Regions from separate parts of the Mus musculus genome. Here region 2 is linked to region 1. A link is a loop called in an ENCODE intact Hi-C map of the cell type or tissue named here. Cell type or tissue: heart. All regions are shown on one strand. Each heading gives the region's core, and the rest is flanking DNA. Links, peaks and the distances in the headings are about the cores only. Region 1 holds the start of Cct2 (chaperonin containing Tcp1, subunit 2 (beta)). Region 2 holds the start of Cpsf6 (cleavage and polyadenylation specific factor 6).

Evidence for each region. Hi-C counts contacts between places; a loop is a spot of excess contacts. Peaks named below come from ENCODE experiments on the same cell type or tissue, not always from the same donor. Only the 100,000 strongest peaks of a DNase experiment are listed, where the experiment ranks them.
Region 2: a loop joins it to region 1, with 2.2 times the contacts of the local background. A loop is called at or near these places in 5 of 42 quality-filtered maps.

Annotation. Positions count from the first base shown.
Region 1 is chr10:117,052,024-117,066,910 of GRCm38, forward strand. It overlaps Cct2 (chaperonin containing Tcp1, subunit 2 (beta)), which reads right to left and starts at 11,829. Exons shown (of 16, transcript NM_007636.3): 1 at 11,683-11,829; 2 at 10,953-11,027; 3 at 10,794-10,859; 4 at 10,002-10,113; 5 at 9,482-9,558; 6 at 9,275-9,387; 7 at 8,625-8,827; 8 at 6,075-6,175; 9 at 5,768-5,895; 10 at 5,151-5,254; 11 at 4,017-4,136; 12 at 3,084-3,212; 13 at 2,854-2,957; 14 at 2,017-2,116; 1 more. The coding sequence starts at 11,685. In heart, for the core only: CTCF peaks have their summits at 3,837 (motif pointing right), 7,443 (motif pointing left) and 11,379 (motif pointing right); a DNase peak (open chromatin) is centred at 11,448; H3K4me3 peaks cover 1,085 bases; H3K27ac peaks cover 864 bases.
Region 2 is chr10:117,369,863-117,384,749 of GRCm38, forward strand. It overlaps Cpsf6 (cleavage and polyadenylation specific factor 6), which reads right to left and starts at 7,111. Exons shown (of 10, transcript NM_001013391.2): 1 at 6,977-7,111. The coding sequence starts at 7,036. In heart, for the core only: a CTCF peak has its summit at 7,097 (motif pointing left); DNase peaks (open chromatin) are centred at 6,249 and 7,129; H3K4me3 peaks cover 3,540 bases; H3K27ac peaks cover 2,515 bases.

The sequences.
Region 1 (14,887 bases), core at 3,619-11,618:
ATTTTTAAAAATCCATGGTATGTAAGATGCAGGGGCAATTAGCGAGCATCCCCAGGAACTCTCAGAAGTTTCAAGTTTACAGAATTTTAAACCTGCCTCTGACAATCTTCCACTTGGATATTCAGGCTTCCTCTAATGGCCGCCGTCTCTGCTCACTCACAGAACATGCAATCTGTACCTCACGTTTCCCTTTCTGAGAGAAACTGTACTTTGAGGTTTCTCTCTCTTCTGAACCTACTACAGGATCAAATTTATCCCCCACACTCCACAACCACTGCAAGCCAAACCAATGCTGGGGAGGCTTGGCTTCTAAGTAACCCATTATCTTCCCAGTTCTTTCCCTTGGCACCCTGGGCTCACGTTCCCTCACTGGCAACTGTGCCACCCCAAGGCAGTATGAACTGACACAACTAAACCTGTGAACCCAAACACAGCCTTCTTCTGTCACAGCCATGTGAAACCGGCTGATGCGCTTCATTTAACCGAGTCTGTGTAAACGCATCTTCAAGAGAATTTAAAGTCACCTTCTACAGCGTGAACGTGGAAAGGAGCCTTGAGCATGTTTGTGAGCCACGTGCGGGGCGCCTGCCGCCTCAGCACTGCAAGCTCAGGGAAGAGGGTTCTGAACTGGAAGGCAGCCCCAGTTACACAGCAAGACCATCTCCAACAACAGACCCACCAGGTCAGGCACACACGCACCTATAAGGATATCCAGGAAAGCAAGCGGCCTGACTCATCCTGGTAAAACCACCAGATACCCACACGCTCCCTGATACCTGACCTTCAGAAGCCTGGCTCTTTAACCCTTCCAGTATGAGTGTGCCCCTGGCTACCCAAACCAGTTTCCTCCTATGCCTTTCTAAGAACTACGACTACTTACTTTAGATAGTTTGTGTAACCGTCTACTAAGACGGAACTGTCCCATTATACACAATTATCAAGCTCCCTGGACTCCGGCCTGTGTTTCCCTAGGAGCACGAGCACTCTGGTACCTTGGTGCTGCTTTGATAATGTTGTCCACTCGCAGGATCACCTCTGCTGCTTCAGCCGCACTCAGAAGAACCTGTCGCTTCACTTGAAAACTCTCTGTTATACCCAGTACTGCCATATCGCCGATGGTACCTTCCTTCATATCTGAAAAGGTAGTTATTAAAGGCATTAAAACATTCCTAATAACTCATAATAAAACTAAAGCTGTTACTGCATCTCACTGCCTGATTTAGCTAGATCCATCTACAAAAGCACTATTTTAAGAAAAAACTGGCAAGAAAAATTGTTAGGCCTGGCAGTGGAGTCACACACCTTTAATCCCAGCACTGGGGCGGCAGAGGCAGGCTAATCTCCGAGTTCAAGGCCAGCCTAGTTTACAGAATGAGTTCCAGGACAGCCAGTCTTGAAACTAAACAAAATGACAATGAGCCCACACAAGTGCTTTTAAGGGGTTTTGTGTAGACGCATGGGGCAGGGCTGCCTGCAGTGGGCAGAGTCCATGGGGAGTCTGGTAACGGGCCCAAGTCCAGGAAGCGAATGCCCGAGTGCGCGGCCCTAACCAGGTCTCTGAGAGCACCACAGAACAGGGTAGAAGGAACCTAAGGGGTGAAGGAGTGCTCTGGCATGCTGCCTTCTGGACCTGAGATGCCCAGTGCACCCGTGACGTCAGCAGCAGTGGCCACCTGCACACAGCTAGGCACATTAACATTCCATCCTGGGGAGAAAGGGGCTCCTAAGATCCCATCCTCACGGAAAAGCTGCTAGGGCTACTGGGGAAGGATGAATCTTATTCCTCAGGGTACAGCCTGGATAAGGTGCCTATAGCCCGCGTGAGCAGGACAGGGACCTGGGAACAAAGGGTTCAGTGAAGGAGAAAAGGTGTGAAAAGAAAAAGGGAAGGGGGTGGGACCCCAGTGCATTATGTGCGTGTCCATACAGACATACAAAGTGGATGTATGTGTGACTTATTTCTAATTGAAGAAAACTACTTTCCAAAGTGGCTGCAGAAGTCCATTTGTCTCTTACCCAGTCCAGCAGTTATATGGCCTTCACTGTGAGCAGCTCGGAGCTGTGCCACCAGATCTGCACTGTCATAGCCCGCATTGTCGGCTATGATGGTCGGCAACTGCAACATGAAAGGGACAAACAACTCTCACTCTTGCCGCTTGCCCCTTGCTCCCCCCTCTCCACCGATTCCCTTCCCCTTCCCTCCATGTGGTCATAGCTGGACTCTACTTCTCTACTCTCTCCATCTCCCCACTTTTCTCTCCCTCTTAACTCCCCTCCCTATGCCCAGAATAAACTCTATTCTATACTTAAAAAAAAAAAAAACAAAGTGATGAATAACCACCAAGGACCACACTGCCTCTAACCTAGAGAGACAGCTGAATTACAGGGAAAGCCTGCTTCCTGTTGCTCTTCTTAAAGACAAGCTCTTACAGACAGGGCTGGTCTCACATCTGGCTTCAACCTCAAGTGCTGGGATTATAGGTAAAGACCATGCCTGGCTGTCTGGTTTGTTTGTTTGTTTGTTTTTTCCGAAACAGGGTTTCTCTGTGTAGCCCTGGCTGTCCTGGAACTCACTCTGTAGACCACCAGGCTGGTCTCGAACTCAGAAATCCACCTGCCTCTGCCTCCCGAGTGCTGGGATTAAAGGCGTGTGCCACCACACCCTGCTTGGCTGTTTGTTTCTTAATAATGATTCATGATTACGTATAAAATGTAGAATCAAAATATAAAACATTGTGGACTACTGTAGTTTTGTAAAGGCAAAGAGAAAAATTTTTCTCTAGGACACAAAAATATATTCAGTTTAAAATCAAGCCCATGAAATGTATGTTCACCTCTCTCTTCATAGCTTACCATTCTCAGGGCTTTTGCAAACGACTCCATTGCTACAGCTTCTTTTCCTGGGGTTCTGTTGGCAAGCTGTGTCACAGCATGGGCCATCAGCATCTCAGAGCAGCCTACAAATGTAACCCAGAACTTGTTATGCACTCTGCCGTCTCTGTTTCTATAAAAGCCAAGATGTTCACATCTAAGTCGGACCTACTGTCAAGAAACAAAGTATGTAACATTCTTGAAATGCTTACCTCCCCCGTAAACTGTTCTAGGATCTTTTACAGTCTGAGCAAGAACACAAAGAGCATCATGCAGAGATCGTTCAGCTTCATCCAGAATTTGCTGAGTGGCACCACGAAGCACAATGGTGCATGCCTCACCTAAGGAGAAACGTCAATCAGTGACCGTCTAGCCACTCACCACAGCATCATCTGCACTCCAAGTAACGACTTAGTAAGTAACGACTCGACTAGTCTTGGGCTTTGGTAGCAATGCTTCTCTGCAAAAATCCATGTTCATAAATGTTCTGAGTGATGAAGAAAAAAATTCTATGCTAAATGTACACATTTCAAAAGGCAGCAAGTATCAACCTGACTTTAAGACACTGAAACAGAACATAAAATAGGCTCTCTCAAAATTTATATTTGTAAATGAAGAAAATACCTAATTAAAAAAAATTTATATTTGCCCTCATAAGACACATATATCCAGTCCACTTAATAATCCTTAGTCATGCATGTATGTGCGTGGGTGCATATATGCATGGAAGTCCAAGGTGAGAGTTGGCTCTCTCCTCCTACCATGAGGGTCCCAGAAAGGGAACTAAGGTCTTCAAGTTTCAAGCACTTCCACTCAGAGCCATCTCGACAACCTATAGGATATCTATCTATAGGGTATCTATCTATAGGGTATCTATCTATAGGATATCTATTTCAGTGCTATAGAAACCTTAAAAAAAAAAGTTTCACTTTATGTAGTATGAGTACACTGCCGCTGACTTCATACCAGAAGAGGGCATCAGAGCTCATACAGATGGTTGTGAGCCACCTTGTGGTCACTGGGATTTGAACTCAGAACCAGAGGTCCTTAACCGCTGAGCCATCTCTCCAGTCCTACAACTTTTTTCCCACTTCCAGAGGTCGGCAAGGACTTAGGTCCTTAAGCCAAGATTTACAGTCACTCACCAAGGGCAACCCCAGAAAAGTGAATGAGTTTATCTTCCCCGATCATAACTTCTTCAATAAGTTTGCAACTTCCAAGCTTCACAAGTTCTGGGTGATCAAAGGTAGAGGCAATCTCACCACCTGCGAACATCACCGGAAACACATCTGTGGGTTTGAGGCTGTTACAGAATTGATTCACTCATTTAAATAGTTTTACCGTAATTTTGTAAATTAGAAACTTAGAAAAGATATGTCAAATCAAGCACAAGGTACATACTTGACCCGCTCTGAAGGGCACGATGTCGTCATTAAAGGTCACTGACTTTACCTCACACGGGGCATAAGGAGCTAAGCATTCAGCAAAACAAACTAAGGTTTAACTTAAGATTTAATACTCGAGACTCTTCTTTTAAGCTCAGATTTGCTCATGCCCAGAAAGTAAAGTCTTTATTCTGTGAGAAAGAATGGACTGTCTTGAAACATCACTCTAGAGTCATGGCAAACCGTGTGGTGTGTGCATGCACACATGTGTGTGCGTGCGCGTAAAATCTGGCATACACTTTAAGCATTCCTAAACGGAAACCCCAAATGTGCATCTGTAAGAATGAAAATGGCCCAGGTGAAAGGCCAGTAAAACTGCATATCAACCAAAAGCGCTGCGTAAACCATTTCTGTGTGAGTATACACATCTGACGACCTCTCTGTGTGAGTATACACATCTGACAATCTCTCTGCGTGAGTATACACATCTGACAGAAATGTATTTCATATTTAGACTTGGGTCCTACCCTATGTCATTTCATCATACACAGTCAATCACTACACTCCACACCCAAAAATCTGAGAAACTCAAGTACAGAGAGAATTGCCTGTAATGGTATAGAGGAGCCAGCAAGGTAGTTCGAACCTGAGCTGAGACCCAGGACCCACACAGGAAGAGGAAAACATTAGTGCTACGATCTCCACTGGTGAAGCAGGGCACATATCCACATGCACAATCAATCAATCAATCTAAGTCTTCAAACAATGTAAGGAAATTAAAGGCCTAACTCAAAGTATATACTCTCAACTCTTTAAGGGGGTTCTTCCTATTCTCAGTGCACTGCACAGTAACGTACTGGAAACTGCACTTCCTAAGGTATGCATTTTCCATACCTGTGACAAGAGCGAGGCGCTCCACACCTGCGAAATCCGCATGCTCAATAGCCATGACGCCAGCAGCGCCGAAGAGTTGTTCAGGGTAATTATAAATTAACTGTCTGAAAATAAAATACATGTTATGCTCAAAATGGCTCCTTGTCAAGCTGAATTACATTACAACACAAACCTGCAAGCACTTTTACTTCACCGGAAATAAAAAATCCAGCCTCACTATCTATGCTCAATCCTTGAGTCTCAAACGATAGAGACTGCAATCCCACACGTTGTCCTGACCTCCATAACTGAATCCCCAGTATGTTCTACCTGTCTGGCGTCACCTCCATTAGATCACTGTTACCTCACTGTTAACACTCATGGGGCTTTGCATGATGTTAGCCTTACTCCATCCACAGCAAGCACTCCGTGTGAGGCTGAGGACAGTGAAAATAAAGGACCGAGGAACCTTAGAACACAGAGACCTGCCCGGAAGCTAACAGTCCTCCGAGCAGCAGCCTGGAGGAACTGCCACACTCTGCAATCTTAAGTAAAACCGTGTGCAGCAGTTTCTAACAATAAGTAACTTGATAGGAAATACAATTTTTATGAGAAAAAAGTAACTTTAGGTTACACACCTGTTAATAAAGCAATTTATTCCATGCTTAAGAATACGTTCAACTTTCTCCTTCATCTTCTCCTTTTCTGCATGTTCTATCTCTGCAACCTTTGCTGTGGAATCAACTCTTACCCGAGAGCCAAATATCTAAGATTGAAGACATAAAGGCAGTGTAAGGTTCACTCCTCTTAAAATACACCGTACGTACTTCAGCGTTTCTACGAACATACGCTTCAAAGTGTATATAGGTGTCTCATCTGCTTGGTGTAACTGACTCCTACGTTAACAGCACCAGCAACAGCCTGTCAAGAAATGTAGCCACGCACCTTTATTTTGTCTGTATCCATCCCAGTATTTGCAATAAGAATTTTAGCATTTTCAATTCTCTTTGGTTGATTTACTCCAATTTTTTTATCCAAAAGAAAACCTACAACAAACATAAAGATGGTAATAAACTTAAGGATGCATTAGTAAACCTGCACAGCACGTGCTGGCTGACAACCCTCAGTAACTCCAGTTCTGGGGGATCCTGTGCTCCACGGGCACCAGGCATACACATAGCAAAGGACCCATAAACTTAATAAAGCAAAGAAACAACTAAAAAAGAGAATACACACAGGCAACGCTACAGCATCAGTACAGACACAAACCACATCACCCTGAAACTTTTGTTACACACACACACACACCCACACCCACACACACACCCACACACACACACCCACACACACACCCACACCCACACACCCACACACACCCACCCACACACACCCACCCACACACACACACTCACACACACACACCCACACACACCCACACACACACACACACACACACACCAGATCAGAGGCTACAGCTCACAATGTAAACACATTTAAGTTCACTTTTACTAGCTTAAAACCAGCAAAACTAGCAGTGAGAACTGGAAATCAGAGACAGGGTCACCTGTTCTACACAGCAAGTTTCAGGACCACCAGGGCAACATAACAGAGACCCAGCCTCACTAAAATAAACAAGACAGCTAGGAAAATGGAACCACCTTGGACAACACAAAAACAACACAACTACATAAACCTGCTCCCAATCCTGCTCTTGCCCTTAGGCTATGGCTGGGGTCGACCAGATGCTCACATATAAATCATGCACAACTCAAGGAGAGATGCCATTTCTAGCCGTGCTGATCTGCTGCCATCACATGACCTGGTACTGACATCTGCACTGGCTTAAGACACATGACAAACGTTTGGCTCAGTAACCCTACCTTGGGCTTTCTGCTCTATTCAGCTTGCCATCACTTAGCAGATGATTAGAACAGCTACAGGATCGAGGTTCCACTACAATTCCTGGCATAGAGCGCACACACACAGCAGTATGAGCCTCTGTTACAAGGCTGCCCTACTTGGCAGACCACTAGAAACATTAGAGAGACCTTGCAGATCAACGGAACCAAAATATTTTCACAACTCCGTAAGTAAATGGCACAGGACACACATAAAAGCCAGGATTCCAAATCACTGTAGACACAAGCTTACAAAGCACAACTTGATTCTTTTTAAAACCCTTTAAGATGGGCTGGAGAGATGGCTCAGTAGTTAAGGGAACTGACTGCTCCTCTGAAGGTCCTAAGTTCAAATCCCAGCAACCACATGGTGGCTCACAACCACCCATAATGAGATCGCCCTCTTCTGGTGCAGCTGAAGACAGCTACAGTGTACTTAGATATAATAATAAATAAATCTTTGGGCCTGAGCGAGCAGGGCTGACCAGAGTGACCAGTGGTCCTAAATTCAATACCCAACAACCACATGAAGGCTCACAACCATATGTACAGCTACAATGTACTCATACATTAATCACATAACTTTGGAAATATTTTTTTCTCAAAACGACAACAAAAAAAAAGCTGGAGAGATGGCTCAGATGTTAAGAGTGCTTACTACTGCAGAGACCTGAGTCTGGCTCCCAGCACTCTCACTGGGGGCTCGCACCAGCCTGTAACCACCAGAGTGGAGCTGCTACTTCTGGCCACTGGCATGCACATACCCATACACAGACCAAACATGCACATGATTAAAATAACCTTGGACACGCAAAAGAAAATGTTCCTGGGGCTAACAATGTGGCTCAGTTAAAAGATAATTACTTAGCATTCACAAAGCCCGAGATGGATCCCCCAGTACTGCATAATCACAGCCTGGGAGAGCAGCAGAAGGGACAGAAGACTAAGGGCATCCTTGGCTGCGTGCGAGCACGCACACGCATGCACACGCACACACACACTCGCTAGCTACACAAGACTACCTTAAAAAACAACAAGGCCTGAAGAGATTCTACTTGCTGCTCTTCCTGAAGTGGTCCTTAAAGACAAGCTCTCTGCCTCTGTAGTGTCAGGGTGGAGATCAATGGGTACGTTCCACCAAATGGTGGCTTCACAGCCATCTTGACTACAGTGCCAAGGGTTCTGGTTCCTTCTTCTGACCTCCATGGGCACCACTTATGCATGTAGTGCACATATGTTGCCAAAACACTTAAGAGAACAAGTCTAAAATTTTACACAAATGCCAATAAAATATCAGACAAAAATTCCTTTATCTACAACAACCTGCTAATTTGACTTAGGGAAAACACATATAATCCTGAAAAAGCATTTGGGAACAGCTTTTGGTAAAGCTGTAATTTCTGTTATTAGCAGAGACTTCCTGTTTGAAATCTAGAAAGCAAACAATGCTCAGCGGTGTTGAAGATGAAGCACACAGACCGCAACAGGACAAATTGTTACAATGGCCCAAGCAGCCAAGTGGTCCTTAAAGACAAGCTCTCTGCCTCAGTAGTGTCAGGGTGGAGATCAATGGGTACGTTCCGGCATACACACATACCTTCATCTAGATAGGAGTCTGCCAGACTCCCACCTAGTTTCTTGATGACATGAATCGCCTCCAGGTTGCCAGAGCCTTTCAGTCTGAGAACCGCTTCCACGGCCAGTTTAGTAAAGTGGTCCTTGTGGTGAGTAAGGAGCTTTGAGGACAATGTCGTTCCTGCAATGTTCATTAAGTCCTGCCAGAATCTGGCTTCATCAGAACTAATAAAACCAAACAGAAGAAGACATGCTTGTTATTAAAATTATCCACTGAGTATCCTTGACTTCTTAAAGATTTACTAGGAACAAGTGAACAATGGGATCCCGTCTTTCCCATCAAAGCACCAAACTCGGTGAGCCCTAAGCCCAGGCCCACTCAGTGTTGTCCCTCAGCACAAACAGAATTAATTTCTGGTGGTTTATTTGGTAATGTAGAAGTAAACTAAACATGTGTATTCTTTTAGACTCAGCAATTCCACGTCTAGAAATATCTCGAGTAACAAGTGTCCTACATCATAAAGCTAAACCTTCCCAAGAATAAAGGTTCATAGGAGGGCGGCCTGTGTTTTAGCTGTGAGGGAAGACAAAGTGTATCGAGGTAATGGTCACATGTGTTTCTCACGGTTCTCTAGATTAGACTTTCCCACCACGGGATTGCGGTACACCAACCCATGATCCACAGCGGAGCTCAGCAGGGCCTCTCTTGCTGCCTTTGTGGCTTCTCTCCAACCTGAGATGATGGTCTGTGGATGTATCTTTTTTGCAATTAAAGATTCTGCTTCCTGCCAATAAACAGATACACAAAAGAAAGAAAGGATTCCACTGTTGCTCAAACCACAGTCCCCATACTAAGGTGGAAGCGTCAGGCACTCTTACCCGGAGCAGCTCTGCGGCTAAGACAGTAACAGAGGTAGTGCCATCACCAACTTCATCATCTTGAACCCTTGACATATCTAGGAAAAAGTGAAATTATTTCTCCACATTACTAAATTCTCTTAAAACTTCCACAACAAGCGTAAACTCCATTAGTAATATGCACCTGACAAAATTTTGGAAGACCTTTAACCGTTAAATACTTTAGCTTGAATGTGCCTCACGAGTTCATGTAAATTAACCCCTAATCTTTTTCTGTCTCACCAAGTTAGGCCTTTTGTCACATTATGACAGCAAGAGAACTCACCAAGAAAGGGCCCACTTGGACTTGGCAGTTCAGCCAGACTGAGTTGTACCATTTAAAAATTGTGGTGGCAGCAGCCCCCCGTGGACTATGGGTAACAATGATACTTCTGACACTCATCTGACTAGCGATAAATGCCAATGGCCATCACTTAAGTAGCTGACAGCCTATCAGGGAATAAATTATTGGAAAATAACAACAAGCAAATCTTATACTCACCAACTAGAACCTTTGCTGCGGGGTTGTCCACACCAATGTTCTTGAGAATGGTAGCACCGTCGTTGGTCACCATCAGAGCGGCGTCTCGTCCACTGCTTAGGAGAATTTTGTCCTGAAAAGAAATATATTTCTGTCAAATTAAGGTCTAAGTACTTCTTCAAGAATACATGCAGATACCAAAACCTCTGGATAGTTAGTTGGCTACTAAATGTTTTCTATGCATGTATCCTACAACCAAACCTCAATGTGTAAAAAGCTTAGACATACAGGCAATACAAACTAGCTCTGCTACACTGTCACAAGACAGCAATGGAAACAAATATCCCAGAACACTATATGACAGTTAAACACACTAAAAGCAGATACACATAAACAAAAAACAGTATGTTACTTTAAAAATGTGTTGCAAAAATATGTAACATGATAAACTTACCTATAAGTGAACAGAAAAATACCAGCTACAGTGTACTTAGATATAATAATAAATAAATCTAAAAAAGAAAAAGAAAAAAAGAAAAAAGAAAAGAAAAATACCAGCAAGTTTTGTAAATGGTAACACTTGCTGCCACTGGAGAGGGATGTGAGATTGGGGATGGTAACACAGGAGAACGGTTTATAATTTGTAAGTTTTAGATTAAAAAACATAAATAAGAACATTGTTACTATCTACATTTACACCAAAGGCTTTAAACCATTATTAAAATTTTGGCCAGCCACTACTACGCAAGACCGCAGGAAAGCAAAATTAGAAACAAACAAAAGAAACTTCTAAAAATTCCCTATCTTTCTTACCATGCCCTTCGGTCCCAAAGTGCTCTTCACCAAGTCTCCAATGGCGATGGCACCGATAAACGACGACTTAAATTATAAAAGAAAAATCAGAAAAGGCGGTCAGAATTTACCCTCACAAAGCGTTGGATTTTATCATTTAAAAGCAACAGACGGGCTTACCAGGCGAGCTGTCTCGGCCCTCTCTTCATCAGCTCCAGCCTTGAAGATATTAACAGGTGCGAGGGAAAGGGAAGCCTAAGAGAGGAAGCCAACACACGCCGTTTGAATGCCAGTACTCGTTAACACCCGTCCAGGGCCTCTCACTAGATCGGGAAGTAGATTATCTAAAGGAAAATTGGTTTACCATCTAATTTCAGGAATCCGTCCTGGGAGTGGGGTATTTACTTAAATGGGGAGAGGGACGCTCATATGGGCGCCAGGAATAAATCATCACACCGACCCACTGGTCTGAATGGCAAAACTAAAGGCAACATTGGGCCGGTCGAGCACGGACCAACATAGCTACCTAGCTACCCTCCATCTTCCGCAGGCAAGCACGGCCACTCGCCCTTCCAGCCCCGCCCCGAAGAGGGCGGAGCCAGCAGGTCCTGCTAGAAACTTCTTCACTTGGGGTGAGGACCGGGGGTCGCCAAGGTCCCCTAGCCGAGAAACAGCCCTGATCTTACAAAGAGATGCTGACTTAGTGTGCGTTCCCCCTTCCCGTCCCGCGCGGAGAGCTCGGTCACCCGGTCCCACGCAGGCCTCATGCCCGGCCCGAGCCATGTGCGGAGGGGCCAGGAGGCGGCCGCTCGGAGCCTGCGACTCCGGTTAGACAAGAGGACCAGCGGGGCGGCAGGACACAGCGGGGCGGAGCAGGGAGCCTAAGTCCTTGGCCGAAAGCTAGGCTCACCATGGTTCCGACGGATTCCGCGTAGAGGAGAGAACCCCTCACAATCCGCGCCGGGAAGCCAGGCCGGGGAAAGAGAGAAAGGCGGAAGTGACGACACGCTCCGCCGCGGGGGGCGGAGCCGGACGCACGGGTTTCCGCCTCCTGCGTGGCGGGCTGGGCCGGAAGCGTAGCGGCTCGCTGGAGAAGGGGCGGGACCTCAGTTGGTGGCGGAAATCATTGAGCTGTGGGCGGGGCTAGGGGCGGGGCCAGGGGCGGGCTGCTTTAGAATAGAACTAGAGAACAAAGAGACAATGTACCGCGCGGGTTGCCGCGGAAACCAAGTTCCTGCTGACATATATTTTTAAAATATAATCTTTCAAAATTTGTTTTAAGGTCAGACGTACATTTTCAAGTGTTGCACACTAATCATTTCTATTATTTACCCTTCCTGGAGGCAACCATTCCCATTTTCGTGCTTATTTTTTCCTTTGGGAAAGTTATTTATCAATAGATTACTAAATGATTTTTTTATAAAGGAGTCTTCATTTAATCTTTCAGACATGATCTGACTGTGTAGCTCTGGCTTAGCTCGGAACTCACGTTGTGGACCCAGGCTGGCCATTCTGGGATGCTGCTTCTGCCCTACCTCAGCTTCATTTGTTTTCTCGGGGGGGGGGGGGGGCACCCTAATATAACTTACATGACTTCAAAGCAGAGATCAAGTCCTAAATATTCCAGTTTATCAAAAATAGTTTTCTCGGGAGCTGGAGCTATGGCTCAGCGGTTAAGAGCACTGACTGCTCTTCCAGAGGTCCTGAGTTCAATTCCCAGTAACCACATGGTGGCTCACAGCCATCTGTAATGGGATCTGATGCCCTCTTCTGGTGTGTCTGAAGACAGCTACAGTATACTCATATAAATAATAAATAAATAAAACCTTTAAAAAAATTAGTTTTCTCGGGCTGGCGAGATGGCTTAGCAGTTAAGAGCACTGATGGCTCTTCCGAAGGTCCTGAGTTCAAATCCCAGCAACCATAGGTTGGCTCACAACCACCTGTAATGAGATCTGATGCCCTCCTCTGGTGCGTCTGAAGAGTCAGCTACAGTGTACTTATGTATAATAATAAATAAATCTTTGGCTCAGAGCGAGCAGGAACTGAGTGGAGTTGACCAGAGCAAGCTGAGGTCCTAAAAATTCTATTCCCAAGAAGGCTCGCAACCATCTGTACAGCTACAGTGTACTCACATAAATAATCTTTTAAAAAAAGAGAGAAATGGTTAAAACATACATAGTCTAGGGAAAAGCCCCAAAACTAATGCAAAAAAAAAAAAAAAGTTTTCTCGGCGCTAGCGAGATGGCTCAGCGGTTAAGAGCAGTGGCTGCTCTTCCTGGGGTGCAGAGTTCAATTCCCAGAAACTCCATGGAGACTCACAACCATCTAATGCCCTCTTCTGGCATGCAGGTATACATGCAGATAGAGCACTCATTCATATATATATATATATATATATATATATATATATATATATATATTACATAAATCATTTTTTAAAAGATTTCTCTTGGAATTGGAGAGATGGCCGAGGGTTAAGAGAACTGACTGCTCTTCCAGAGGTCGAGTTCAATTCCCAGCAACCACGTGGTGACTCACAAACATCTGTAATGGGATCCCATGCCCTTTTCTGGTGTGTCTGAAGACAGCGACAGTGTACTCACACACATAAATAATTCTTTAGAAAATATTAATTTTTGCCGGGCGTGGTGGCACACGCCTTTAATCCCAGCACTCGGGAGGCAGAGGCAGGCAGATTTCTGAGTTCGAGGCCAGCCTGGTCTACAAAGTGAGTTCCAGGACAGCCAGGACTACACAGAGAAACCCTGTCTCAAAAACACCAAAAAAAAACAAAAACAGAAAATATTTTTTTCTCTTTACTCTTGACACCTAAGGCAAAGCTCTCGTGCTTAAAAAAAGAATGTTAGTTTTCCTTTTATCCACTGGTAGGTAGCATTTATCTCTCTGATCACTTAGCAAGTACTTATATTTCTGATACTTGCCGACACTCAGTCATTTTCCATTTTTAGTTATTTTTACCCTTAGATATAGTAAACTAATTTATATTGAGTTGGCAAGCTATGGAGAGTCAAATCTAGTTATCAACTGCTTATAAAGTCTTAAGCACTTAAAACTAATTATGTGTGCATGTGTATGTGTAGACATGTAAATGCCAGAGGACAACTTGGAGAAACCAGTTTTGTCCTGCCATCACAGCTCCCGGGCCCTGAACTCAGGTTGTCAAGCTCAACAGCAAACGCCTTTACCCACGGAGCCTGTTTCTTAACTTTTATTTCTCTCTGTGAAATCTCCATGTGCATGTAGGTGCTGGCGGAGGTCAAAAGAGGGCATCAGATCCTCTGGAGCCGGAGGGGTAAGCAATCCAACCCTGTTGCTGGGAATTTAACTCAGTTTCTTCCAAGAGCAGCAAGGGCTCTTAACCACCGAATTATCCTCTCAGCCCCCTATCAAACGTTTTTACAGTGTATGGGTCCACAGAGCCTACAACAGTCTTTTTTTTTTTTCCGTTTTTTTCGAGACAGGGTTTCTCTGTGTAGCCCTGGCTGTCCTGGAACTAGCTCTGTAGACCAGGCTGGTCTTGAACTCATAGTTATTGGCCTGCTTCTGCCTCCTGAACAGCATTTTCATGAGCAGATCCAAGGTGGTATTTAGGAGCAATCACACTAAGAAGCTAACATACCTGCACATTTTAAAAGGCTGCTTTCATTATGCACAAAGTATATAGTGTTCAGTGGGTGGCAGGCAAACTTAGACTGTGGGTGAAGGGTTACCAGTGTCCCCTCCCTATCAGATTTTAGAAGAGTAGGTGAACATAAAGGCTTTGGAATAGAACAGAGAGACAGACCTGCCATCCTGTAGCTCTGAGCTGAGTGGCACTCAGGAGTCAGTCCCCTGGAAGGGGGCTCTAGAGACTGTCTTCTCCCCTGCATCTTTGGTCTCTTCCTCCTCTGCCCCTCCCTTCACTTGGAACTAAGCTCCAAATGTTCTGAGTTGACTGACTGAAAGCTATTTCCAAAAGTCCCACTGGCTGAATGTGTCATCTTACACCCCCCACCCCAAATGTTTGTCTCTAAGCATTTTATAACTTGTGTAGCATTTTTGAACCGGGAATGTTGCAGGGTCCAGGGGCCACCCTTGCTTATTCCTCTCAT
Region 2 (14,887 bases), core at 3,732-11,731, 320 kb after region 1:
TTCCACCCTCAACAGGGATTAACTATGTACGATTTACAATCTGCGGGAGTGTAAAAATGAATGCAAGGGTTACTGGATACAAGACTAAAAGTATTTAAATTCCTATTTTCACTTCCAGGAAAGATTAAGATATAATTTTTCATTAGCTGTAAATGTGTGAAAATGTTCACATAAGATCATTTATAGGCAGTAATTGTAGCTACATAACCGTGGTATTACAGTCGCTATTTTTGTATGATCGTGACTTCCTACAGTGATACCAAGCATATTTTCCACGTTCATAAGGAAGCTCATAACCAGCCATTTTGTCTAGTAGTTGGATTACTTCCAAATGGTTGAAGAGATGCTAATTGAGACCATGGTCCTGGGGTTTGATCTCCATGTGGACTAGTTAGCTGTGCTCCAAGATCTCAGACTGTATCTTAACCCCAAGGGTATACATTGGACTTGATGAAAAAACAATAATGAATCTGAATATATATATATATTGCCATTGCTAAGAAAGCAACTCAAAGGATACTTAATAGTATCTTTAGTCTTCTTCTTTTCACATTCATTATTTAAAAATAAGAACCCAGAACACATTCAAGTGTTTCTATTTCAAGTAGAAAATGTACATACTCTGAAATTAAGCAAAATGCCTATCACAAGTTTTATATATACATATATGTGTGTGTATGTATAATTTAAAGTATGTGAAAAGTATATATATATATATCACTTTTATTAAATTTAATATTACATTACTTATCACAAGGCAGATATATATATAACTATCACTTTTATTAAATTTAATATTACATTACTTATCACAAGGCAGATATATAAAGCCTTTCTACTGTCAAAGAAAATAGCATCAAGTTCTGCTATGTGAAAAGTCTTTTTCAAATACATTTCAATTGGCATTCAAAAATGGAAAATCTATCCTAATAACTTCAGATTCCAGAGTCCCCCAGTCTTCTCCATGTCTCTAGGGTCTAATCATTAATAAAGGTGTGCATCTACTGTCCTGCAAGATCAGCTCTTAGGGAGTTCAGGATGGTGGCAATACCATTAATCCAGCACTTGCAGGCAAAGCCAGGCAGATCATCTGTGAGCTTGAGGCTAGCCTGGTCTACATAATGGTTTCCAGGTCACAGTGACACCTTGTCTCAAAAAAAAAAACAAAAAACAAAACAACAACAAAAAAAAAACAAAACAACAACAAAAAGAAAAAAAGAAAACAACAAAAGAACAGCTCTTAGGGTTTGTGTTAAGAGTAACAAAGTAATTTTTCTCAATCCCTACTATTCTGAATCACTATAATCACTTTTTTTTTGGGGGGGGGGTATATGAATACACTGTTGCTGTCTCAGACACACCAGAAGAGGGCATCAGATCTCATTACAGATGATTGTGAGCCACCATGTGGTTGCTAGGAATTGAACTCAGGACCTCTGGAAGAGCAGTCAGTGCTCTTAACCACTGAGCCCCCCACTATAATCATTCTAATAGCAAGCAAGGCATCAAAATCCAGCAATAGTTGTACACCTAGCTTTGATGGCCCTAGTAATCCTAGCAGTTGGGAGGCTGGGGCAGAAGCAAGCCTGGGATACAGGCAAACAAGCCTTTGTGGCCAAAAAAGGGGGGGGGGGGCTTGCTTTCTCAAGATTTTGCACTACAGGATGACTGTTGTCCTCCTACAAGATACATAAAACTGTTTCCCAAAGAATACACTTAAAGGTATGGTGGATAGAAAATTGACCAACATCCCATTCATTTTCTTAAGGCAGTGTTTTAATCTTTTTCATTAGCACTATATTTCCTTTCCTTAAAGATTTTTACATAATTTCACCCAATCATACCCTATAATTTTTACTACTACAGATAAACTGTATATAATATATACCATTATTGGGATTATCCTTTTCCCTAATAGGCACAACACTGTTTTGGGTGTTCCTAGAATCACAGTTAATACCACTTGTGCACTATTGGTTCTACCAGTAAAAGACAGCACCTATTAAAAAAAAAATCCTATAACAAAAAGGGGGGGGAGGCTGGAGAGATGGCTCAGCAGTTAAGAGCACTGACTGTTCTTCCAGAGGTCCTGAGTTCAAATCCCAGCAACCACATGATGGATCATAACCATCTGTAATGAGATCTGATGTCTTCTTCTGGTGTGTCTACCGTGTACTTAGATATAATAATAAATCTTAAAAAAAAAAGCATTATCAGTCATTCCATTTAAAGAATAGTTATTTCACTATAAGAAAAGGGGAGCTATACTCTACATGACAAAATGTATTCAATGCTGTGTAAGAGAAAAACCCAGTAGCAAGAAACTGGTTCCAACATATATCTCCAATCTACTCAGAATGTTTTACAGTATTTACATATAAGCTATACATCTTTTCACATACTTTAAATTATCTCAAGATTTTTTTAAACTAACACAATGTAAATGTTTATATTAAAAAAGTGATTATACTGTGTTGGTTTAGGGAATAATAGGAAGAAGTCTGTACAGATGCAGTACAAGTCCAATTTCAACCTGCCAGGATTTTCGATTCCAGGTGAATTCTAGGATACAGAAAATATCACATTATGGGTATGCTAAGTGTATTAATTTTATAATTCTTGTAAAATGTTACATTAGATCTTAACTACTATGCCATTTCTCCAGCCCCTATAGATTTATCTTTAAACCATTTTCATTAAGCATATAATAAAGTTTCACAGAATAACCAGTAGTTGCTTTATAGTGAATATAGTGAAAAGTATTAAGTGAAATGATTCATTCAATAAAATTAGACTTATGGGGACATCTAAACCTTACTTACAAACTGGCACCCCAACCCCAGCCATTGCCTCCATTTGGTTTTAGAGTTAGATGAGCAGGTAACTGAATGAGTGCTTCTTGCTATCCACAATCTGATAGAATAGACACTAAACTACATAAACTGCTTCTGACTGACCCCCAGATAAACAAAATATATATTATTTGATTATATAGAATATAAACTGAGCATGCCTAAAGAACCTGGTTAGTTCCTAGCACCCTCATGGTAGCTCACAACCATCTATAACCAGTTCCAGAGGATCTGATGCCCTCTTCTGACTTCCATGAGTGAGCACTAGAAATGCACAAGGTACACATACATACATGCAAATAATCCATAAACATGAAAGAATAAGTACATCTTGGGGTGGGAAGAACTGCTGCTTCTGTGTAACTCTAAAGTTAGTACAAGCAATGTAGATTCAGGAGCAGTTCACAATTCTCCTTCCAATGAGTAACTTCTCAATTTGTCCACATCTAAAAGCTTTTTAGGAACCAAGAAGACATGTTTCTGTTCCTTCTCATCTCTATTCTCCATTCTTAACATTATCTAGTAAAGGAGCTGCAGAGATGGCTGAGTTAAGAGCACTGACTGCTCTTCCAGGGGTCCTGGGTTCAATTCCCAGCAACCACATGGTGGCTCACAGCCATCTGTCATGAGATCTGATGCCCTCTTCTGGGGTGTCTGAAGAGAACCACAGTGTACTCACATAAATAAATCTTTTTTTTTTTTTTTTTTTTTGGTTTTTCGGGACAGAGTTTCTCTGTGTAGCTCTGGCTGTCCTGGAACTCACTTTGCAGACCAGGCTGGCCTCAAACTCAGAAATCCGCCTGCCTCTGCCTCCCAAGGGCTGGGATTAAAGGCGTGCGCCACCACCTCCTGGCAAATCTTTAAAAAAAATTTTTTACCTAGTAAAGAAAGCAAATACACTAACAACCTAAGTCTCATCTTACCTCGCAATAAAGCTTAATACTCCAGTCTCATACTTTCTGCAATTTATTGTGCTTTGCCAAAATACAAAAAGCCTTTTAAAAGTATACCATTTTAAATAGTAAAAAGAGACTAATGACTAGACAGAGTTTCAAAGTACAATTAAAACTGCAGCTCACATTAGACAACAAAAGATGTGTTTAGGGGCTAGAGAAATGGCTAAATGGTTAGAGCACAGGCTGCTCTTCAGAGCACTCACATTTAACTCCTAGCACTTATGTGGTTGATCACAGGCCTCATAACTCTCGTTCCAGGAAGTCTGACTCCCTTTTCTGGATTCCTTGGGCACCAGGCACCCACCTAGTGAAGACATTCATGCAGGAAAAAAGACTCATACAGGTTTTTTAAAAAAGAAGACAGACAGGGCTGGTGAGATGGCTTCAGTGGTTAAGAGCACTGACTTCTTTTCCAAAGGTACTGAGTTCAAATCCCAGCAACCACATGGTGGCTCACGGCCACCCATAATGAGATCTGATGCCCTCTTCTGGTGTGTTTGAAGACAGCTACGGTGAACTTATAATAATAAATAAATATTTGGGCCGGAGCTAGTGGGGTTGGCCAGAGCAAGCAGAGGTCCTAAATTCAATTCCCAACGATCACATAAAGGCTCACAACCATCTGTATGTACTCATATACATAAAATAAATCTTTTAAAAAATGTTTGTTAAAAAAAAAAGAAGACAGAGAAAGAAAGAAAAAGTAAATAATAATACAAAACTTAACTTTTATAAATGTTTAAAACTCAAAATAATTTAAAACATCTAATGATCAGTTCTGAAAAATATTTTGCTCAACTACAGTCAAATAATCACACTGGTTACTATAGCAGCGAGTAGAAATAAGGTTACCATCTATTAAGAGAGACCAGATTACTAGGGATGTTGCAGAGGAGTAAAGTGCCTAGCATGTGCAAAGACCTGAGTGCAAACTCCCAACGGTAAGGGTAAGGAGGGAAAAAGGAGCCAGACACAGGCTACAATCCAAGCACTGGGGAGGGGGAGGCAGCAGGTGGTGCAATCATAAATTAAAAAAAAAAAAAAAAAGTAAACCTGGGATACACAATAAGTTCTAAGTCAACAAAGCTACAAGACTGGGGGACTAGGGGGGGACCCAAAAACAAAACCTAACAAAAAGGAGGGAGGGAGGGAGGGAGGGAGGGAGGGAGGGAGGGACCAGAAAATTAAATCAATAAATAATTTTGTTGTTGCTTTTAATTCTGGTAGAATCTCAGAATGATAGGGTAATCAATGACAGTAACACAGAAAATATAACAAATCTTAAGATAACTGGCAACCTTTCTGTGGCTACTTTTCTTGTTCAAAATTCAGAGCAAGCAAATCATAAAAGTCAATTATACGAAGAAAACAGTAACAAGTAATGCCTCCGGAGCGAGGCTATAGCTCAGGGTCGAATGCTTAGCCAGATGTGCAAAGCCCTGGGTTCATTCAGTATCCAGAGCTGCAAACAAGGTATTTTGGGAAAAGTTACTTAAATCTCCCAATTAATCTACTTAAACCTACAAAGATTTTACTTGTAAAAGTACACAACCACGTATTAGATACAATGCTAAAAGTACCAAGTCAACGAAAAGCTACAGTTATAAAAAAGAGGCCTACAAAGTAGTTCCTCGTTGAGGTCAAAAAAGTTTAACCTCTCCAGGCACTCGGAAGGCAGAGGCAGAGGCAGAGGCAGGCGGATCTCTCTGAGTTCGAGGCCAGCCTCGACTACAGAATGAGTTCCAGAACAGCCAGGGCTACACAGAGAAACTCTGTCAGCAGTAATTAAAATCCTACGACAATTTGCTTTTCTTTTCTAACATTTAAGCCAAAAGCACAGTCATTCTTGAAAAACGAAGCAGTAAGGATTTAAGAGTTTTCACTGTTTCGTTCAAGTCTTATATCCCTAGTCATAAACAATGGAGGGAAAACGCCATACAAACCAATGGCATTTTATTCAGGTTCTCATCCGTACCTTAGAATTTTTTAATATGGTGGGGTGTAAATTTGAAAACCGTGAATATAGGAAATGCACTAAAAAAAAAAAAATATTTAGAGGGCAGTAAGAGGCTAGACGATCCAAACCCTGGCAAGCAGACCCTTCCAAGGATATTTATTCATCATGAGACGCTGGTTCTAGGCATCCCAGGCGGGTGAGACCGGAAAACCTTACACGTCTCACTTTCTCCAGCCTTTCAAACCGTGAAGTCGAGCCCACAGGGCAAACACTTCGCTTTCAAACTACAGTCACGTTCACAACGACTTGTCAGGCACGCTACCCAGGATTCCGATTCCGAGTGGCCGGTCTCCCTTTCAGTCTCTCCGGTCTGTTAAGCTAGGATACCACCATCTTTTTTGTTCTGTCCAGCCACCGCGCTCCCAAGTCTTTGGCGCAAGCCATTTATCCTCTCCGATATTTCGCTTCACAAAGGCCAAGGACTGGGCCTCGGAGGCACTGCAAACCCTCGATGACCAAGGCGGGCCGACGCACCGACTTTTAAATGCGATCGGTGGCTCCAAAAGTCAGATGACTTGTTGCGGATGGAACCAAACCTAAGCAGCCTTCCCTTAAGGGGACCGGCGAGCAAGGAACCGGGCGCCACGCCGAAACCCGTCGCAAAGGCGAGCGGGAGCCCAGGGAGAGCGGGCGCGCGGGATACAAAGGGCTGTGAACGCGGCCTTCCATGAGGCGACCGTGCGCGGACAGAGACACAAAATGGAGCGGCGGGAGGAGGAATCGGAACCCGAGGCGGCAGGGCCGGGATGGAGGCGGCGGGCGAGCGCGCGGCCGGGCCAGGGCTTCCCCTCTGGCCGGCCGCGGGGGAGGGGGCGCGGCGGCCCGTTCTCCCCGCCCCGCACACGCGGCCTAGCTCGGCGGGAAGCGCCCGCCACCGAGCCAACAATGGAGCGGGAGACCGTCCGGAGGAACCGGGCGGGCGGCTGCAGGGCGACCGGGCCCCGCGCTCCAGAGCCCCGCGGCCCGCAAAACGACGCGCGAGAACAAGGGCTGAGGGGCCGTCGCGCACGGCGGCGCGGCCCGGAGGCGCCAAGGGCGCACGGTCTGCAGCGAAGCCGGCTCGCGGCCCGCGGCGGCCCTGGTCAGCCGGGCGTCCGGGCCGCGGCACAGTCTGCGGCGGCGGCGGCGGCGGAGCCCGGACCCTCACGTACCTGGTTGAACTCTTCACCCACATCCGCGTAAATGTCTATGTGGTCCACACCGTCCGCCATCTTCCCTCGGCCTCGGCCGCCGCCGCCGCCGCCTCCTGCAGGTCGGCCCGCCGAGGCAGCAGCAGCGGATCTGGCGGTGGGGGCGGGGCGCCCTACGTCACTTCCGAGGGGCGGAGACCAGGGCGCAGCGGCCCGCTGCTGGTGACGGGGGACCCCGCCGAAGGTCCGCGGCGGTTCCGAGGCGCTAACTCGTTCCTTTGTGTGCAGGATTAAGCCGCGGCTGGGGCAGGGGCGTGATTTCCTGTGCTACCCCGCCATACCGCATGCCATGGAACCCGCTTGTTTTCAGAGACTGTCTTTTCAAACTGCTTCTGGCACTATTTATCTATCTACATATCTATAGATGAGAGATCTATCTAGTGAGAGATATAGATATATATACATCTATATAGAGAGAGATAGATATTTATATATTTGCGTTTTCATTTTTTTCCTACTTTTTTTTTTTTTTTTTGCTTCCAAGGTTTCGAGAGATGAGAGTTATGTGTACGCAATTAAAAGCGAGATATGATGTCCTGGCCAATGTCTTATTCTTGCTTCTTCAGACAACTGAATTTTTTGAGTTATTTGCATATAGCATATTTGCATCTCTTATCTTTATGCAGTTGTAAGCATCTTTTCCGCTCCTTCCTTCACATCCTCCTCTTCCCCCTTCCTCCCCCATTGCCCTTGCTTTTACCTTTTTATCTCTGTTGTAGGTTTTCTCCAGCCATCGTTCAAAGGATTCTATCCTCATTTTTAGAGCACGTACAACAGAGCAGATGTATCCTAAATCAACGAACTCCTGGATTCAGAATGCTGAGCTAGAAGGGAAATTAAAACGGTGGCTTGAGGTCCAAACATCCCGTTTTACAGATGAGAGAACTAAGGACTCGTAGAGCATAAGTTATTTAACTGGGGTTACATGGCTCGTAAAAGTGCACACCTTTTGACGCCGATATATGATTCAGAGATCTCTCTCCATTTCCAACGGCTCCACCTATTTCTTTCCTTCCCGTTCAAAAACTCACCAGGTCACTCAGCTGCCTGTGTGCTTGATATAAATTCAGTTCCCACAGCGCTCTCAAGGAGCGTAGAGAGAACCGAACCAAATCCTCTTAAGTAGTCCTCTGATCTACTCAGCACCTCTGACTGCTCTCACTTCCAGCCCCACCCTGCCAAACAAATTAACAAAAAAGCAAAACAATAACCAAAATAATAATAATAACAAAAATACCAGATGCAGACTGGTCTGAAATCATCAAAAACCTAAAGAAACATCTATGCTTGAGATGTCTGTAAAATCTTGGTTGCAGTCACAGAGACTAATCTCTTAATCTGAATAAACATTTCTTTAAATTCCTTTTTTATACATCGGGGTGTTTTGCCTGCATACAGTCTGTGTACTACACATGTGTGCAGTGTCCTGGGAGCGCGCAAAAAAGGACATCAGTCGACTAAGACTGGTATTAGACAGGTTTATGAACCACTACATGGGTGCTGGGAATCAGACCCTGACCCCGGAAGAGAATCCAGCGCTATTGACCACGGTACAAACGGGACTTAACGATGGCCACCGCTGTTGAAAAATCCTAGACTCTAAATTTTGTTTACTTAGAGGTCAAATGCATGCGGGGCAATGATGGCCCACGCCTTTAATCCCAGCACTTGGGAGGCAGAGGCAGGCAGATTTCTGAGTTCGAGGCCAGCCTGGTCTACAGCGTGAGTTCCAGATCAAGGGCCACAAAGAGAAACCCTGTCTCAGGGAAAGGAAAAAAAAAAAAAAGTCAAATGAATGCTGAGTAGCGGTGGTCCCAGGGCTACACAGAGAAATTCTTGTCTCAAAAACCAGAACCAAAATAGTCAAAAACTCAGCTTTATCCCTCAGCTACATTTTGAGATCTGATAATTCCCTCAACAGCAGACTCACTCTTACTATAGAGGCCCCATCCTTTCTACTTCTCTGCCAGGTGATTGCTCACACACTATCTTAAGAATGTTTTGATGTCAGGCAGTGGTGGCATTCGGGAGGATGAGGCAGTTGGGGTCTCCAAAGTTCGAGGCCTGCCTGATCTACAGAGTGAGTTGTTCCAGGACAGCCAGGGCTACACAGAAGGACCCTGTCTCAAAAAGACCTAAATAAATAAATAAATAAATAAATAAATAAATAAATAAATAAATAAAATGTTTCCATTTTTTTTCAATTGTAACTTCAGAGTACCTTTTTACTTAGCAATTTTCAAAATTTAAAATATTTGTGGCTCTTGCTTCTTTTGTCTCTTACTCACTTACTCTTGCCTCTCTCCCCATTCCCTTCCCTCCCCCACCCCCTTCACGTGGCCATGGCCAGCCTCTACCTCTCTCCATCTCTCTGCCTTTCTCTGCCTCTACTACCCTCTTTTCTTTTTTTTTTTTTTTTGTTTTTTGTTTTTTGTTTTTTGGGTTTATTTTTGTTTTGTTTTTCGAGACAGGGTTTCTCTGTATAGCCCTGGCTGTCCTGGAACTCACTTTGTAGACCAAGCTGGCCTCAAACTCAGAAATCCGCCTGCCTCTGCCTCTGCCTCTGGTGGGATTAAAGGCGTGTGCCACCACCACCCGACTTCATCTCAATTTCTTGATGGAGGTTCTAAAATCTTTTTGTCTCAAGACTACATAGTACAGAAAGTCCAAATGTCCTTAGGAGAAATGCAATAGGAAGTTACATGTTGCACATAAATGGCTTTTTCACCTCCCTGTGTTATTTTCCTATTGCTACTGTAACAACTTAGTAACAATGTTAGAGACCAAAACAATACAGATTTTTTTTTTTATCCTCAATTCTAGAGGTCAGAAGCTCAATATAAGTTTTACAAGGCTGCTTCAGTTATTTTTTTTTTCTGTTGCTGTAATAAAACACTCTAACCAGAAGCAATTTAGGAAAGAAAGGGTATATTATTCAGAGTTCTCTAGAGTAAGAGAATTTGTAGAATGACTCTCTTTAAATCTCTAGAAAAGAGATTTAGTAGAATGTACTAGAGATGTGGTCCGACTGTGGCTTCCTATGAATGGAAAGTCTGAGAATCCAGTTCAGGCTGGATATCTCAGCTGCTCTTCAATACATACCAGAATCCAGAAGAAGTAGGAATGGACTTGCGATCCTTTTGCTTGCGAGAGCAAGCAGCCAAAGGTAAAAGCTTCCTTTCTCCATGCTCTTATATTGGCTTCCAGCAGAAGGTGTGGCCCAGACTAGAGGCGGGTCTTCCTACCTCAAAAGATCTGGATATTAGGGCTCGAGAGATGACTCAGCAGTTAAGAGCACCGACTGCTCTTCTAACAGGTCCTGAGTTCAATTCCCAGCAATCACATGGTGGCTCACAACCATCTGTAATGGGATCTGAAACCCTCTTCTGGTGTGAAGTGAGCAATGGTGTACTCGTATACATTAAATAAATAAATAGATAAATAAATAAATAAATATTTGATCAAAAAAGATCTGGGTTAAAGTTGAGTCTTCCTACCTCAAATATCTAGATTAGAAGTGGATCTTTCCACTTCGATTTAATAGAAGATCCCTACGATATTTTTGGGCTTTAGTTCATTCCAAATGGAGTCAGAATAACAGTCAAGAATAGCCATCACAGCCAGGCGAAGTGGCGCACGCCTTTAATCCCAGCACTCGGGAGGCAGAGGCAGGCGGATTTCTGAGTTCGAGGCCAGCCTGGTCTACAGAGTGAGTTCCAGGACAGACAGGACTACACAGAGAAACCCTGTCTCGAAAAACCAAAAACAAACAAACAAACAAACAAACAAAAAAAAAAAAGAATAGCCATCACAGAGGGTGACAACCAAGGACAGCTGCCACAGAGAATTTATTTGTATTACACTTTCAGGTCACACTCCATCATTGAGGGATGTCAAAACAGACACTCAATGCAGGAGCCTGAAGCAGAAACCATGGCAAAGTACTGCTTACTGGCTTGCTCACAGGCTTCTGCTCAGGTAGGTGGTGGTGGTGGTGGTGGTGGTGGTGGTGGTGGTGTTTTGTCTGTTTGTTTTTATACAGGCCAGGTCCACCTGCTTAGGGACAGTGCCTCTCAAAGTAGGCTGGACCCTCCCACATTATTTGTCATCAAGATAGTCTCTCACAGAGGTTGGAGATAATACTCAGTGGTTAAGAGCACTGGCTGACTCCCAGAGGTCCTGAGTTCAAATCCCAGCAACAGTTGGTGGCTCACAACCCTCTGTAATGGCATCCGATGCCCTCTTATGTGTATGAAAACAGAGCACTCATATATATATACACATATATGTATATATATATATATATATATATATATATATATATATATATATATGATATGTGTGTATGTGTGTATTATGTATGCATAATACATACACACATATAAAATCCACAAACCAATCTTAGCAGGCAGTTCCTCAATTGAGGGTCTCATTTTCCAAGTAACACTGACTTGTGTCAAATGGACAAAAACTAAGCAGCCAAAGGCTTACCAAAGTCCATTAGAGAGTCAGGAAGAAGTGGTCAGGTGGACCTGCTGGTCTGTGACACATCTACCTACTTTCAAAGATACAAGAGAGCTTCTCTCCTTTTTCACCTATGCGGCCATACCACAGCAGCAACCGCATTCCAGGGTTCAAAATGACGTGCAAGAAAATGGGCAGCTGTCTTAGTTCCAGTTACAAATCAAAGGAGAGAGCAACTAATGGTCTCATTTTTAAGTAGCATATATTCATTGTAAAAACTATGAGATTTGATTATGACTTTTTCTTTTTCTTTTTTCTTTTTCTGGTTTTTCGGTGATTATGACATTTTTATACACAAATATCATATACTTTGTTCTCATACACTTGTATGTCCCTTCCTCCTTCTGCTGGTCCCCTCCCCGCTCCCGAGTAGTCTACCTTCTATGTTAGTGTCTTTAAAAAAATTTTTTTAAGATTTATTTATTGTTGCCGGGCGTGGTGGCACACACCTTTAATCCCAGCACTTGGGAGGCAGAGGCAGGCAGATTTGTGAGTTCCAGTCCAGCCTGGTCTACAAAGTGAGTTCCAGGACAGCCAGGGCTATAAAGAGAAACCCTGTCTCGAAAAAAACAAAAAAACAAACAAAAAAACAAACAAAAGATTTATTTATTGTTAAATGTGAGTACACTGTAACTTTCTTCAGACACAACAGAAGAGGGCATCAGATCTCATTATGGATGGTTGTGAGCCATCAAGTGGTAGCTGGGAATTGAGCTCAGGACCTCCAGAAGAGCAGTCAGTGTTCTTAACCACTGAGCCATCTCTCCAGCCCTAAATTGTTTTGTTTTGTTTTGTTTTGTTTTGTTTTGTTTTGTTGATTTTACGAGACAAGGTTTCTCTGTGTAGTCCTGGCTGTCCTGGAACTCACTATGTAGATCAGACTGGCCTCAAACTCAGAGATCCACCTCTCTCTGACTCCTGAGTGCTGAAATTAAAGGCGTGCACCACCATGCCCAGCCTAAATTGTTTTTAATATCTAGATTCCACATATGATATGAGCAAAAACAGAATATTTGATTTTCAAATCTGGCTTTTTTTTTTTTTTATTAATGTGACCTACAACTGTTCTCCTGCAAATGACATAATTTTGTTCTTCCTTATGGCCAAATAAAACTCCTTTGTGTTCATTATATTTTTCTTTATCCTTTCTTTTTTAACATTAATTTTTTAAAGAATTATTTATTTATTTTATGTTTATGTAGCTGTCTCCACACACACCGGAATAGGGCATCAGATCCCATTACAGACGGTTATGAGCCACCATGTGGTTGCTGGGAATCGAACTCAGGACCTCTGGAAGAGCAGTCAGTGCTCTTAACCATGGAGCCATCTCTCCAGCCCTTTCTTTATCCTTTCATCTGTTGAGGGATACTTAGGCTGATGCCATAACTTAGCTATTGTGAGTAGTGATGTACTGGGGTCCCCTCCGCTATGACCTTGCCAGTATTTGTTGTTATTTGACTTCTTGATGACAGCCATTCTAATGGGTATGAAATAGAATTCCTATGTAATTTTAAAGCTCTCATTAGTTTATCTGGGGAAGATGGAGTGTACTCAGAGGCAGGTCATGGACCCGAGGAGCTGGCTCACCCACTTCACCCTGTGGATTTTAGGGGTCGAACTCAGTCTGTTAGCCTCAGCGGCGGCAAGTGTCTTTACCTACCATGATAACTTGCCGACCTCCCAGAATGTAATTTTAATTTGCAATTCCCTAGTGGCTAAAGATATTGAGCACATTTTTTCACATATTTAGATACTACTTGTATATCCTTTAATTCTATGAATTCTTTCTGTATTCTAAATATTAATTCCAAGTAAGATAAAAGAACTAGGAAGGTTTGCCGCCCATTCTGTCAGCTGCCTCTTCATCCACACTTGGCTCTTTCATTTACGGCACAAAAGCTTTTTTATTTTATTCAAGCCTATATGCCACTCTTGCTTTTATTCTGAGGATGAGAGTCCTTTTCAGAAAGTCTTTTTGAACCCTGTATCTCGAAGTATTTCCCTCTAGTATTTTTGTAGGTTCAGCTCATACTTAAATGAAGGCCTCTAATAGTTTGGAATTGACTTTCCTATAAGGTATAAGACAAGGATGTAATTGTCCTCTTCTGTAGGTGAATATTCATTTTTTCCCAGAACGGTTGGTTTGGTGACAAATCTGTCTTTTCTCCCCTGTAGGGTTTTTGGCATCTTTGTCAGAGTCAGATGGCTGTTGGATTTGCATCTTTATCCCATTTTCCCCCTTCAGGAGTGGTGTGCATCAATTCAAGGACCTGGTCACCCGGTGCCTGTCTACAGGGAGCCAGAGCTCCAATCTAGTATAATAGTATCCAGTAAAAAAAAAAATTTAAAAAAATATATGTGTATATATATATATGTGTGTGTGTGTGTGTGTGTGTGTGTGTGTGTGTGTATACATATCCTCCACTGAGACCCAGAATATGGCACACAAGTAAGTGTTGGCTCCTCCAGGGGAGGGTTGCAGAAATCTGTTTCTACCCTCAGTTTCTATTTCTGAGGTCACCCACTCCACAGAAGTCTTGCAAATCATCTAGCAGCGGAGGCAGCAGAAGCGTCAGTGTGGATGGCCCTGCTAAGCCCTTGTTGAGCACCTTGTCTGAAAAACAGATCAGCACCTTGAAGAAGGTGGCCGTGTTGGCTGGTCTTCTGTCAACTTGGCACAAACTAGAGCTATCTAAAAGAGGAAACCTGAAATGAGAAAGTGCCTTCATGAGATCCTGCTGTAAGGTGTGTTCTTAATTAGTGATCAATGAGGGAAGGCCCAGCTCATTGTGGGTGTTGCTGTCCCTGGACTGGTGATCCTGGGGTCTGTAAGAAAGCAAGCTGAGCAAGCCCCGGGGAGTACGCCAGTAAGCAGCGCCTCTCTCTGGCCTCTGCATCAGCTCCTGCTTCCATGTTCCTGCTCTGACTTTGGTGGTGAATGGAGACATAGAAGTATAAGCCAAATTAACCCTTTTCTCCTCAGCTTGCTTTTTGGTCATGGTGTTTCGTTGCAGCAATAGAAACCTCAACTAAGACAGTGGTTTATTAAGCTAGCAACCATGGAGGGTTACAAGCTGCTCCTCCCTGACCAGAGAGGGCCTGAAACAGCTGGTGGATCCCCTGTCAGTCCTATGTTATGTCTATGAGGCTTTCTTGAGGACCCTTGCAGGTCAATGACTCTTCAAGTCTTCACTCTGAGCCAGAAGCTGGCCTGGATACCTTTCCTATACTTCAGTCCAGTGCAATGGCTCAGTGAGTGAAGCTATCTTCAGCCAAGCACCTGACCCATACCTGACTGCCGTTTCTTGAACCCACATGGTAGAAGTAGAGAACCAACTCCCACAA